Linked DNA regions of Homo sapiens: region 2 is linked to region 1. A link is a contact called in ENCODE Hi-C data. All regions are on one chromosome and are shown on one strand. Each heading gives the region's core, a stretch centred on a gene start or an enhancer-like site at or near the end of the contact. The rest is flanking DNA. Distances are from core to core; before and after follow the strand shown.

What was found. A loop is a pair of places that touch in the nucleus more often than their neighbours do. Pooled maps may share reads with other maps.
Region 2: a loop to region 1 is called in a map of naive thymus-derived CD4-positive, alpha-beta T cell, with 20 times the contacts of the local background. The contact joins the promoter of ST6GALNAC5 here to the promoter of LHX8-AS1 in region 1. A Hi-C loop is called at or near these places in 1 of 168 maps with a recorded cell type or tissue (naive thymus-derived CD4-positive, alpha-beta T cell), 1 of 37 single-sample maps with no recorded cell type and 5 of 50 pooled maps.

What each region holds. Positions count from the first base shown.
Region 1 is chr1:75,129,162-75,136,700 of GRCh38, reverse strand. It overlaps LHX8-AS1 (LHX8 antisense RNA 1), which reads left to right and starts at 4,125. Exons shown (of 2, transcript NR_187397.1): 1 at 4,125-4,347; 2 at 4,748-7,539. LHX8 (LIM homeobox 8) reads right to left here and starts at 2,313. Exons shown (of 9, transcript NM_001256114.2): 1 at 1,747-2,313; 2 at 12-98. The coding sequence starts at 86. RefSeq lists enhancers at 1,496-2,008, 4,166-5,365 and a silencer at 6,271-6,471.
Region 2 is chr1:76,864,807-76,871,970 of GRCh38, reverse strand. ST6GALNAC5 (ST6 N-acetylgalactosaminide alpha-2,6-sialyltransferase 5) reads right to left here and starts at 4,491. Exons shown (of 5, transcript NM_030965.3): 1 at 4,281-4,491; 2 at 3,229-3,474. The coding sequence starts at 4,295. RefSeq lists an enhancer at 3,407-3,616.

The sequences.
Region 1 (7,539 bases), core at 2,876-5,375:
TCCGCACTCACCAGTCCCTCTTCCCCGGCGCCTTTGCGAGTCCTCCCGGCCGCCAGGGCTGTAGTCCGCCCGCACTCCTCTGACATGAGCCCCTGACACTGCGGAGTAGGAGGGGGAGAAAGTATGGAGAAACAGATCAGAAGTTCCGAGCGTGCTGCCCGCCCCAGCCTCGGCGCGGGGAGCGAGCTAATGAAGGCCCTCAGAGTGCGGGGCAGCGCGTGCAGCCGTCACGGCGCCTGAGCCCGGGCGCCGCGGGCGGGCTGGCGCGCAGCCTCCTTCGCTGGCCGCTGGCGGCCGCCACCCGAGCGCTGGTAGCTCGTCCCGCGCTCCCCGGGCTCCGGGTCTCCGGCGCTCACCCGGGCACGTCGGTTCCCCGCCCCCCCGCCGGGGATAACAAGTTAATAACAATCATCCCCTCACAAAGCTCTTTCTTTCCAGACGTCAATCATAGCGGAGCGGGGAACACCGGGCTAAAGGGGGTGCGGGGCAGTGGGAGGTGGAGTGCGAGAGAAGAAAAGAGGATTGAGGAGGGGGTGGGAGAAGAAACTAGATTTCTTTAATAACCTCAATTAAAAGAGCAAGACACATATATATTTTAAAAAGGGGGCTTTTTGAATAGGATAGCCCGAAAGGTGAAGAGGTTTAATAGGATACTTGAAAGCTAATTACAGCGGGATTTAAGAAGCCTGGTGTTTGTTCCGATGACAATTTGAATGAAAATGCTTCAGATTAAACCGAGCCAGCAGCTCTTTCGTAAACTTACAGCAATTAGAGTGGCGAGTGATTTACACTCGTTTCTTTAAGGTGTAAATTGCCACTTATTGCTCAGTAAGTCAACATTTGAGCTACTAAAGGATTATTTTTAACCAGCGCAAAAAGCGGGTAGAATAATGGAAAATATCCAGCTGAATTTAATTTGTGCCATTAAAAGAACTCACCCAACCTCTGACAAAATGTTTTAAAGAAACAACGCGCGTTACTCAAGTGTTTCCAAGTATTTGCTGGAGTTTTGTTCTTAAACGAAAACGCAGCGTCCCTGGGCTTAGACCGCTTTCGTTTCCAAAAACTCTAGCTCGGGGGCGGGTGGGTACCCCGAACTCGAGCGGCTCGCACTTCTGCATTTCTGACTGTTCGCCTCCCCTTCTCCCTCCCTCTGGAAGCACCAGGCAAGATACCAACCTGGGGGCCTCCCGGACCGTCGGCCGAGACCCTCCCTTTCTGGGGTGCGCTCCCTACGCGGGACCCAGCGTAGCTGCACTGAGGCCGCGTCCTCACACACAAAGGGCGTTTAAACAGAACAGCTCCGCTTTCGCCTGGTGTCCCCAACCGGCTTCGGAGCAAAGAAATAGTCAGGGGCGCCCCGCGCGCGTCCTGCTGAGGCCCTCAGACAGGCTGCAGATGATTTCAAACTTAAAACACCAAATACCCACAGGTCCTGCCTCCCGAGTGAGGTGAGAGCTTGTCAGCTTCCCCAGTCTACTCAGACAAACCGCGTGACTCGTTTTGTGCCCTGCGGTTTTCTTTTGGCATTTTAGGTAAAATGGCTCTCCCGGCAAGCCCAGGGATCCCGGAGGCCTTTCTGGAGCCCCGCAGAGGGAGGTGTGCCTCAGGGCAGGCAAGTGTCCGCGGGCAGCCGAACGAAACGAGCCAGGTCTCCGGTTCCACCCGACAGCCGCCCAGTCCTCCCGACCCACTCTCCCGGACCGCCACGATCACCACAGCAAATAGAACAAAAGCACGACTCACATGGACCTGAGAGCGCCTTAGGCTCGAGGCTTCATCTCCCAAATTACAGTCTCCATGTCTCAGGTTAAGTGAGCTTTTGGGGAGGGAGTGCAATGATTACTGACTAACGCTACTACGTAATAAAAAAAAAAAATTGCCAGGTCTGAAGATGAGGCCGTTACAGGTAGTTTCTGAACCTTGTTTAGGAGCCCAAACAACTCGAGTTTCAAGGACACTGCGATTCAGCTGGTCTGGCCAGGCGTCGGCTCGCTCACCTTCTCAGGGGGAACTGCCAGCTCCGGCACGTCCTTTGCTACTAGTTTACACACAAACATCTGATCGTTCTTCCAATACATGGCACTGCTAGGGCTGCTTATCACATACCAACTCCAGAGGGTCAGAGGCTGTCCGTGTCTGCCGATCTCCCCCCTCCCCCGCCCCGATCCACTAATAAAAGCTGATGCCGAGAAGGATAATGCTACAAGTGTGTCTTCGTCCAAAGAGGCCGCTGTGGCCTGACCACTTTCTGATGAACCGTTCTTAAAATTCCTTTCCCAGCTTCACTGAGCTCTGAGTGAAGTGAGCACTGAGCTTTTCCTGAGTCCCTCCAGGAAAAGAAAAAAAAAAAAGTTTTGTTTTCCAGAGGGTGGAACCTAATATAAAGGAAGGGGGCGTGTGGGGGAAAGTCTTTCCTGGAGAAATTGCTTCGCCTCTTTCAGGAAAACCCGCCTTCTCTACATGTTAAAATCTTTATCAGAACACGCCAACTGACTTCAGGTTTAGTACTAAAGAAAAAAAAATTGGGGGATGTCCTGTTAACTTGACTTTAAAAAATCTGCTGTCTGCATTTGCCATAACTTTTAAATTCTCGCTCCCCAACCCAAACCTAAACAAAGATTCAGGTTACATCTCTTTCTGCAGCAAGCAGAAGGGGAAGTGGAGGTCTGGGTGACTTGAAAGTTTTAGTCATTCTCTTGAAACTCGCAGCTGTCCGGTGTAGCCGAGGAATGCCACCGCTCCTGGCAGCCTGGGAGCTGACTTATCTAGCAGTTCGCGCTCCCTTTCCGAAAAGTTTTCTCATTAAGATAAAGAAGGAACATCTGAGCAACACAAAAGCTTATGATTTGCGACTAGATTTGAAATCAAGGCTACAAGAAAGACAAAAGTATGTTGCTAATGAGTATTGCTCTTTCATCTCCTAGACAAAATGTAAGCCCGAGCAGCCTTGTCTTCTGCCTCAAGTTCTGACTGCGGGGCGGGGAAGCGGCGGAGGGAGGTATTCAGGGTACCTTAATTTTGATTAAGATTGGAAGGTGTGTTTGTTTAAACAGACTCTTTGTGGTATAAACTTTATTTCATTATTTAGTGTATAAAGACAAATTTGGTTAAAAGATTATTTTTAAATGATTTTTGTTTCCATTTAAAAAGCTAAACTTCTGAAACTAAGAAGATCTAGGAGTCTATTTCTTAAAGGCCTTTAACAGAATCATAGGATTTTGCTTTAATTAGATGGAAATATATATGTAAAACACACACACGCACACACACATATCTTATCTCCTTGCCTTATTTGTATAGAAGAAAAAGAGCGAAATGATCTTGCCCAGACCCCAGCTCGGTCAGCAGCCGGCTAGCGGAGGAGATAGATAGCCTTTCCTGTGATGAAGTGAGCCTGTGTAAGAGTCTGGGACCGAGTTACCACTACAAATTTAGTTTTTCCTCCATTGCATTTTTCTCCCATAAACACTAGAGTCTTCAGAGCATTTTCCTATCGCCATTGTTTTTCTTTTCGCGCAGCTGCGCACAAGTTAATATTAGCCATCCCCCTGCCGGTCCTCTCTGGGAGATCTCGTTTAAATTTACTGAGCGAAGGGAGGAGGACGATATAATTAATCTGTGCCCTCTTAGAAAATTGAAAGATTGGGGTGGACTGACTTTTCAAAAAGCTAACTTGTGCGTGGGAACCAGAAAGACTTGTGTTTTTCATCAAATGCAGAAATCGGTATTGGGGGTGGTGGAGAAATTCACATAATGCATTTTCCATGAAATAGCATCGTTGTGGAGACCGCTCTTCCGAATGGAAAGTCAGAGTCGTGCAGAACATTGGCGCCATCAGGTCGTGTATAGAGCAGGATTTCGTTGAAAGTGGAATTAAACATAAAGGTCCGGTTTGGATATTTAATTACAGTGTGTGTGTGTGTGTGTGTGTGTGTGTGTGTTAGGGTTTAAAGTGAATCTGGGGTACTGTCTGGCTACTATCGAGGAGAATTTATCGCGCGGGTCATTTGGAGATCCAGAGAGAGCTGGAGCTGTGTTAGGGAAGCAGGGCGGGGGTGCGGGCATTTATGCGGTCTTTCCACCCACCCTCGCCTAATCAGGCGGCTCTCAGTCAGGTTTTCAAAATACTAACCTTGATCTAAGAGCGTCTATCTCTGCATAAGTGGAGAAAATGATTCATTTTTAGAGGTTTCTGGGCTTGGGGAAGAAGAATGGTCGTCAGACAGGAGCAGAAGACGTGAAAGATTGGTCTGGCCTCGCTTTACTCCAGGCGCCTTGTGGGATGCTGACCTGTCCCGGGGTGCAGCTGCGCGCACCCCTCCTTGAGCTGTAAGCCTCTGGGCGGTGAGTCAATTTCTATGTCCTGGGCGGTATAAGCCTTTGGCTGGGGGTCGAGTGTGCAAGAAGAGGGGAATGTGTTTGCTATGAATCCCAGGGCTGATCGTCCTGTCGGTCTGGGGTCCAACGACCTTCTGACCTTTTGTCAGGGGTGGGCGTACGAAGGTATAGCTTCTTCCTGGTGGCCCGGTTCCCTGGAGCTCGCGTCACGCCTCTTACCCACGCTCATCCTCGGCTGGGGCAACGGAAAAGTTATCTTCCTACTTTACAGGGGTGCGCTAAAAATCAAAAGAGTTTTTGTTTGTTTGTTTGGTCTTAGTAATGAGGGTTTTTAGCCCAAACGCCAATTGATTCCAATTTTGAACGAAGACTCTGATCAAAAAAACATCATCTTATGTGTCCACAGGTGGAAAAGCAATCGCCTGCGTCGTGACAGTTCCTACCTACTAAATTGAAAATTTGAAAATCAGAGGCGGCAGGCCCACCCAAGGTGTCTACCAACATCCGTGGACCACAGGGCTTTTTGCAAGCCCATGGGAAAGACAGCCTGAGAGACTTCGGAGTGCGTCCTGTCCCAGGCTGTGCCTCTCCTGCTTAAGGGAAGCCTTGAGTGTATCTCCCTAAAAACAGATGGGGGCAGGGAAGGGGTCTAGATCCCGTGGAGCCAGGCCTTGATTGGAGGTCCGGGCTGGAGAGAGGGAACATCAACCCGCCCTGACCCCCACAGCTTCCACTCACCCGAAGAGCTGCCTAATTGGGCTGCGAGCAGCTGCGAAATTTGTAATCGTCTAATGAGCCTTCCGCCTCGGTAATTCTTATCAAAAGGCATAAAACTGATATTTTCACACTCAGCTCGCACTGCAGGCGCCGTTTATAAACATCCTTCATCAGTGGGATGAAATTAAGCCTGCATTGACAGAGGTCTCTGGAACTCGATATTTAAAAGCAATAGATCCGAATTAGCAAATTATAACTTTAAGTAGGGAAAGTCCCCACCAACTTGACTATTGAACCCTTTGCCTCTGAGCTCCTCGGGGTGAGTAACCACACGTTTGAGAGAACTTAACCTGGAGGTTCTGCGGTGCTCAGGCAATCTCCGGAAACTCGGATTCCCGAAACTGCCCCTGCTACGGCTCCTCCCGCCCGCCTTCTAGGGACTCGCCTGGGTCAGACCTGTGGAGATCGGGGCGAGGCACAGCTGGAGCCTGAGAGAAAACGTGGTCAAAGGAGGCGCATCCAGGACTCCCGGGCGGCCTGCAGGCGCAGAAACAGAGCCCTGCTCTTGCGGACCCGAGCTTTCCCTGGCCCGCGGCCCTCACCGCCCACCTCCAGGGCTCCAGCGCCAAGGGTACAGTGGGCCATAGGACTGTAGGAGGCGGTGGAGGATGGGGAGACTTTCGCGATCATAAGAAGGTGCGGATTCTGGCAGAATTCTGGTTGGCGACTCCTTCGATCCCTGAAGGTGAAATCTCAGCTAAAACCACTCTGAAACTGTGGATGTCACACTTGGTTCAGGGTTAGGAGACCGTGTCTTTGGATTTTTGCCCATCACGTGTAACCATTATAAATATTAGTCTGGAAAAAGACTTTAGGAGATTGCTTCTAGAGGTTCTTTCCACAAACTTACCCTGCTCAGAATCTGCATAACCCCTCAGAGATGGCAGAGCTGTATACGGGCTCACCTTGGGACTTACCGGTCCCAGACTCCGTTTTATACCTTGCTACCCACAGTTTCTGAGGGTAAGAGAGGGGTGCTTTTATTCACGCCAGTGGAGGTCGCCAAAAGCGGGCGAGGGCCTCCGTCTGGGACCCACTGGTCTCTCTCCCACTGTGGGCCAAGACTGAGGTTTGATGGGCTTCCCAGCTGGGCAAGCCTGCTCCACGCGGGACACCCGGGAATCCACTGGCGGGCAGACCCTGCCTTCGCCACCCGCCCCGCGGCATTCCTCACTGCGGTCTGATGCGCCAGCTGGGGCCAGTTGTTTCAAGCGGTTCTGGAGGACCAATAGCGGAAAGCCAAGTTCTGCGACCAAGAGTCTGTACGAGTGACTCGGTGTTTCTTTCCAGCCGGTTCGCAGAGCGCCAGTAAGCTCTCCCGGTCCGCTACGGAAGAAATAGGGGAAGCGTTTCCAGTCTAAGAGAGAGGATGGGAGAGAGAAAATTAGGAACCACGCCGAAATTAAGCAGGGCAGCCTGGAAAGCTTCCCGGCTAAAAGCTATGGCGCGAAACGCTAAAGTCCATCACACCATTTATTCATTGTGACATTTCCAAGCCGACAATAGCGCCTTAAGCACGCCTGTGGTTTGGAGGTGCCGGTTTTATATGCATTTTACTGTTTAGAATGATAAACAAATCAGGACCAATGGAAACCTGATTCTAACCTCTTTCTACAGAACTCTGCCTGCATAATTCTGTAAAAGCCGAAATCCAAGGTGGCCAGAGAGAGAGAGAGAGAATCCAACTCTCTACCCGCCTCCCTTTACCGCGTTTCCCTACAAGTCCTAGGCAAACCGGGCAGATATAGCCTGGAGTTCGCTGATCAAGAAAGAGGATGGAACCGAGGCCCTTCAGGCTTCTCCTCCCCTTCCACATCCCCGTTTTCCCACTTCCCCAGGGATGTCTGAAAGCCCAACTCGGCCAGTGTGGCAGGAAAGTTAAACTTTATCTAAGTGCAAAAACCAGATGGTTTTCTCGGTTTCTGGGGATAGGTGAGAGGCAGAAGTGGGGCTGTGTGAGCCTCCTATTCACAGGCTTGGATGACATTTTGATAAGGGAACCCTCAGCTCAAGTTGTTAGCCAGGGTGAATGAGCCCCACACAAGCCTGCGCCGACCGCCCACAACTTTGGTGTCTAAGGTTCTCCCCAGCAACACTTCCACCTCCGGTGTAACTCGTAAAGCTATGCTTTTACAAAAAAAAAGTTGGCCCAAGAATCTTGAGCCATGAATTTTAAAAACTTAAATAACTTCTATATGCCATTTCTGCTACAGGAGACTGGTTCTTGTAACTGTGGCAAGGTTTTCTTCCTTTCCTTCCTATCCTCCTCCTCTCCCTTCCTCCTTCCCTGCTTGCCTTCCTTCCTTCATGGGAGTTCAGGGTTTAAGAGGTAGGCAACGTGTTATTATAGTAAGAGCACAGGTTTGAAGTTAGTAAAATATGTAATGGAATTTTGAGCAATTTAAATTTTTAACACTTGAG
Region 2 (7,164 bases), core at 3,242-5,741, 1.7 Mb before region 1:
TTGGCTTCCACAAATCGGGACTGAGAGAGTAATGTTAGAATACAGATATAGTACCTGAAGACACAGACATGTAACACGATGGAAATGAGTTGGTGGAACATTTGTGGGAATTGGTCTGGGGAAAGGGATTGGGAAAGAAGAGAAAGACTCAAACAGAAAATGCCTTCATTATGACAAGAAACTCCATGTAGCCTTCATTTAGTGATACTGAAATTACAATTGCAGCTCACATAGTTTGTGAAAGAGGAAGTAGAGAATATGACCATGAAAAGTGATATTTTAAGCCTCAACACATGCCGCTCATCACTGACTTGACTTGCAGCATATATTTCAACAAAAGCACACAGTGATTTAATCTCAACAGTAATTCAGTCTGCAGCCATATGAGACAAGACCATCATTGCAGACAGGCTGTAATTTGTGAAATTCAGGTGCTGGGGATTAGGACCACCTGTTGAATTTAATCTTGGAACTGTTAATGTTAACAACATCATGTAACTGAGCTTATACACTACATATTTATCAGTCTTTGGGGCCTCCAGCTATGGAGGTGTGAACATTTTCCTAAATAATATCTGTAACTCTCTCCAGACTATGTAAAACAATGGCAGATAAAAAAGGCTGTTGGAATTCTGATTCAATACGCAGCAGCATATGGCTTGGTGGTCATCACATCCAGCATATTCCATCATTTTCCTGAGGCCTGATGTGAGGGTAAAAAAAAATTAGCAATCGAGTATCATCTGGCAATATAATAAGAATAGAAAGGCTTTCATTTCTTACCCTCCCCTGTCATAATTGGAAAAAAATTCCTAGCAATATTCTAACAATGTCTTCCACCTCTGCCTATGCAAGAATATAGGAAGATATCAAATAAACCTAATTAAACAGGAACTTTTGGAGAGAACATAAACAACATTTTACACATGCACCTTCATATGACCATCTGTAAGGGAACTCTGCCCAATTTGCAGCCAGATAAATAGTAGCGGTAAAGAGAATCAGTTAAGGCATTCTGAGAAGTTTACATTTAGTTCAGTGGGACAATTGGGATAATGTCTAAACAGAAGACATAGACTTTAAGATATGCCTTTCTTCCTTTGCTTGTGGTGACGTGAACTCCCTCAAAACCTTTGGGTATAGAATTTTGTGAGATGTTGGTGTTCCATGAGATAATTTCATTGATATTCATAATTATCTCCAAAGACCTTCTTCTACTAGGAATTCCAATGACTTTCACACAATATTTATCATTCATATAGCACTTCACAATTTGTAAAACCCTTTTACTACATATCATTTCAATTTCCCATGTAGGGTATCAACATCCCGCCCTCCAAATTGAAAAGGACTGTTCTTTGTTTCAATAAAATAAAGCTCTGATAAACAAAAATTGAAATCAAACATATTTGTGGTCAATAAACATTGTTTTGAACATAAGCATTAGGTTATTATACTTTGCATTAAGCTCTCAATATTCTTAGCTGGTGTCTGTCCAGCAGAAGAACACAGGAAGAAAAGTATTAGAAATCTCTTCCCAAAAGCTGATCAAAACTTTCAGCAAATTTACCTTTTGATGCTGCCATTAATCAAAGCTTCACAAGTGTTAGACAGTAATTTCCACCAAACAATAGCCATGGAAATCCATGATCTCAGTATATCCATCATACACCAGTTACACATAAACACCACAGCCATCTACAGTCAGAAGCTAATGTCTAAACTTTCCTAGAACTCCAGCCCTTATCGGTTGCTTGCACATGCAGATACAAAGCATGTAATCAATCAACAACTAAGAGCGGAAACAAAAGCTGTAATTGTAAAATTGATAGCCTTCTGCTTTTGGATTTTAAGTCTACTAACACCCCTACCCCCCAACCCCTGCTCCTGCCACAACAATAAATAAATAAATAAATAATCACTTCCTAATGAAATTGATTCCTCCTTTTTTGCTTCCCTGAATTCTTCTCATTGCAAAATTCCACTTTTTCAAAGAAGCTTTCCTTGATCTTTCCAGGGAAGTCATCGTTCTCATTTTTGCACCCCTACAGTACTGTTCATATCTAGCATTTATTACACATTTTTATCTATTGGTTTATCCATCTACACACATTTCATGGTATATTGTTCTGTCCTCAGGTATTTAAAGATCCGTAAGACTGGGTCCTGCCTTAAATTCTTTTATACCTTTCAAATCCTTAGCATTATGCATTAAACAGGTGTGTGGCAATATTTTGAATGCCACTTTTTAAAAAGTTTGGCTTTTTCACGCATGGTTAGAGTGACCTTTGCACACAAAAGGAGCATCTACTATATATTACTTCGGTTCACAACCACAAAATTTAGTAAAATAAAAAGAATAATTGGGAGATTTCAAGAAATCCTCTAGCTTTATAAAGCAGATAGAGAGTGGAATTGTGTTTTAATAAAAACATACGAGCAGCTTCAAATAATGGCGGATACATTTAAACTGTATTAAAATATCTTCAGAATCAGCAAACTTGATTAGGATTCTCCCAGAGGCTTCACACACTGAAACCAGATATTTATTATTCCAGGGAAAGGAGGCCCAATTTTAAAAAATTCATCTTATTAGTTATTAGCCACCCCATGCAGCAGCTTCCCGGAAGGCAGAGGAAGACAGGCTCACAATGATGAGTTTCAAACCAATGGAAGCTGAGTGTGTCCCTCAAGTCTTCCATGCCTGCCTGGGCACCACTCCCCAGGGCTGAGAGAATTCAGCCCAAAGCAATGCGCTGGAGAGATCAGAGGGGAACGCTGGATCCCGAGCAGTGGCCGCGGGCTGGCTGCGCTCACCCTCCGGTTCCGGGTCAGAGGAACGCTCAGGCTGGTACCCGCGCCAACCCCAGTTTCCTCCCACCAGGCAGCGACTCGGCGGCCAAACCCGAGGCTTCAGGAACCGGACCTCCATCCGCAGCTGCAATTCTGGGGATCAGGGAGTTCTAGTTCCAGGGCCGATTTCTGCTGGGAAATTAGGCTTTGGGGTCCACGCACCTCACCCCTATTTTCTACAAAACTTTGTGTCTTTCTCCAAATAAGAATTCATACCAAGTTGGAACTAGCCCACCCTACCCCAGCGGGTCCACTCCCCTCCAGCCTTCGAACGGCACCTACTCACAGCGCCTCCCAGCCCCGGGAAAGGGGGAAGGCTCAGGTGTGCGGGATCCCCAGGCTGAGTGGCGAGCGGGCTGGCGGGCATGCTGTCACCTTGTGGTCCGCCACTCCGAGGTATCCGTCCAGTGGCCGCGGTCCCGCGGGGACCCCGGGGCGCTGCTGGGTGCTGCTCTCCGCCGCCGGCTGCGAGCTGCCGGTGGCCGACGCCTGCTGCTGCTGTTGCTGCTGCTGCTGCTGCTGCTGCGGGGGCCGCTCCTTCTGGCCGCCGAGGCTGCTGTACACTAGCAACAAGCTGGTGCACATGGTGGTGAGCGCTAAACACACTGCCAGACCATGGCGCTGCGGGCGGGCGGGAGAGAGAAGAGGAGAGCGGCTGAGCGCAGACACCGGAGGAGCGCGCCCAGCGGGGACAACTGTGCGGTGGTCACTCTAGTGGGGGAGATTTGGGGCGGCCTGGGCCCCAGCCCCGCCGCACGCAACTGGGACAGAGAAAGCACCGTCCCCTAGCGTATCGCAAGGGATGCTCCGGGCGCGTCGCTGCTTTCGGCCGCCGCCGCCCAGATCTCTCGGTAGAGGGCAGGTGGTGTACGGCCCCGGGCTGAGGGAGGGAGCGCGCCGGGGCCGAGGACAGGGGTGGGTTTGCACTTTGGGGAAGGGCCCGTCTGGCGCAGCCACCCCAGCCAAGCTGCTGGAATTTTGAGTCCTTCACACCCCTCCTTTCCTGGGGCCCTGGATCCTTGCGATCCTTGCAAGTTTGAAATCTAAGAAAACGAAGAAAGTCTGCAAAGGTCCCCCCTCCCCGTCCCTCTTAGTTTTTGGCAGGCTGTTGCTTTTGGGCACCCCCATCCCTTGAGCAATCTGCCCACTCCTCCATCGCTCCTGCAGCTCTCCGCCACCCCCTCGGACCTCTCGCCGGAGATCTAGGAGGCGAGGCAACCCCGAGTTCCCATCCTGGCTCTGGGATTCCGAGCCAGGCAGAGCTGGAGAATCGGGAGGGAACGCGGAGCGGGTAGAAAGTTGTCCCTTTGTAACAGGCGACCTCGCGGCCCAGGGTTAGGCGTCTCGGAGTCTCCACGGTGCGTCCCGTGGACCCTGAGCCCGGGGATCCCCCTCTTTGCCCGGTGGAGTTGCCACAACTGACTCACCATCAGGGTCTTCATTTTGGGCACCTCTTTTGTGCAGAATCCTCAGGCTCGCGCGTCCGGGGCCACTTTTTCCTGGAGGGTTTCCATGATGGGTAATGGGGCGGAGGCGGCTCTGATTTTTGCCCAGCAGCCGGCCGCGGCAGATCGCGCGCGGGAGCCGCGGGACCCGGGAAGCGCGGCTGTTGCAGAGATTAGAGACAGAATTAAAACTGAACCGGACCCTCGTAGTCTCTCAGCGATCTACACAACTGCCGCCTGCCGCCGCCTGCTGGGTCCTAAAGACCTCTACATCCCCTTCCCCGCCCCCAAATAATAATCTTTTCAGTAGTGAAATTTCTGGGGAGAGAGAGTTAACCGAGCCAGTGTACCCACTTCTTGGTCCGCGGGCTTATTTATCTTTAAAGAAGTCATCAAGTAGTAAAGAAGGAGAACCTGATTGGATTCTGAACGTGATAGCCATGTGAAAATCTGCAACCTAAATTTTCTGTTTTGCGATGTTGATAAAAACAAATCAACCTCCCAAATGTCAATAACTCTATTTATAGCGTTTGCGTTTATGTACGTAGCATAGAGAAATACATGATGAAATTATTTTTCTTAAAAAATTATTTATTATTCCGTTTTTCAATTGCTCACTTTCTTATTTTCTCTTCTCTCTTAATTTTAATTTTACTTTATCAGATTCAGTTATTCTCATGCATTCTTTAGATAATATTTCATCTCAATTATTTCATTTATTATTTTCATTGAATATTACAATTTACATTTCTGCCTGACCTCTGAGTTTCCTAGTGTTCATCTAAATGATCTTAAAGTTTTAAAAACATTCAGCACGTCACAGCTACATGATTAACTTGACCTGTAGATTCTTCCTAATTTGGATGAAGAATTTCTGTCTGCTAGAGATAAAACTGCATATGGCTTATTTCATAATCCTAAGGTATTTGGTGCTTTCCGTTGGTCTACTGCACTGACGGCGATAGTTTCACATTCAGGACTTCAATTAAAATTAAAAAAACATAAGTATTGTTTTATGTTGGGAAAGTCACATCAATAGCTTGTTTTAAGGATGCTGTCTCCTCTGCATTGAATTACAAATGGCATTTGTTAAATGTCTAATTTAGCTAAAAACATATTTCTTGTGAAATTGCTCAGTGAAAATAGTTGTCTTAATGTATTACTTAACATCTCACCTGTAGCAGTGTAATGTTAAAGATTACATTAAGATGGAAATGATCAGCAGGCCTACTGAACCATGGGCACAATAAGAGCTTTCTCAAGGCCAAAGAAGGCATTACAATCCATTTTTAATCTTCCCTAATCTATTGCTGGACTGATGATACAACAGGAACTATTTTTATCTTATGAGGCATCCTTCCATACTTAGTATTAAGAAAGTTAAAATTATTGGTGCAATAATGAATATCAGTGCAACGTGTTTGGGAGAGGGCAAGAAAGCACACGATTTAGCCTTTCAAGGAAAAGCAAAATAGGAAGCACTGTCCAACATTGCCAGCCTTGAAACTATTTATTCAGTTTGTGCTTTAGGCATGAATAGTACCAGTTGTTAGGGCAGGAAAAGCAGCAGCCAGAGGAGAATCTTACCAGGTCTTGGCAATTCTTTATTGTATGGTTGCACTTGACACTCAAATTAATGAAACAAAGGACCAACTTGATGAATCACTGCAAGCAGATTATCTGTGTTTCTCCAGGGATCCTTTTAGATGCTATTAGAAGCAGCTCCTGCATTTTTCAGGATTATTCCCCCTCCATCTAGCAAGTTGCCCAGTGACTGATGAAACAGTTCTAATATATTTTGCCATGCCAAACAGAGGCATCATATCTATGATTTAAGTTCATGGCAGCATGTTGGACATCTGTTACACTGTATGTCTGACCAAATTCATTAAGCTTATGGGTTTTTTTTTCCCCTCCTGGGATAGCAGTTAGCTAGTTGCTAAATCTACTTATGAAATGGCCAGGGTAAATTTAAAAATGTAATTCAGAGCTTGATTTGAAAGATTTCAAGGTCTTGGCTTTTACATATTTGATTAGATTAATGCAGCCATTTCAGGCATTCTGGCTTGAGAGCCAAATGGACAAGATAGGGTGAGGGAAACGAGATAAAGAAAACAAGTCATAGAATTTACTTCAATTTGATGATCATTAATGATTGCCACTTATTTGGTGGTTCTGTATTAGAGAATACAGTGGTGAATAAGACAGACCTTCTCCTCTAAGAGCTCACAACCTAATATGTGTGTGTGTATGCACGTGTGTTGAGACAAGTTCATGACTAGGCAATAAAAGACAGAGTACTATAGATTCAACACAAATTTATCAAGCACTTCCTATGTTAAGCACTTACTCTGTTGAGTACCTACTATGTGCCAGGTATTAGGGATGCCTGGATCAATAGACCACATGCTCTCTTCACAGTATATTCCCAGGTAAGTGCTTAGAATCTTTCTGTTACAATCTTTAGGAACAATCAACACACCTGATTTGTTTTTCACCTTCTAAATGCCTGCTTATGTAAGGTCTGAGGGCTTTGTTATTTCAAGGGCATCTACTTATGTTTATATACCTTTATATTCACCCTTAAGTTAATCATTTGAATAATTATACAGGGTAGAAAACAGGCAGCATTCACAAACACTTGACTGACTTGGAGACAAGCGGACAAGTAGACAAGTCAATGAAGCTTTTTTAGTTCATCTAACTTGCACAGTTCAATTCAAAGTGAGTCGAGAAATCACAATTTGTTTCTCAAAATCCAGGTAGCTGAGATGGATTTCTCACCATTTAAAATTTTGCCACATTTCTGCCTCTGGTGCCATCACATCCAATCAAATAGCCTCTTCCTTTTGAAAAAAGGAAAAAA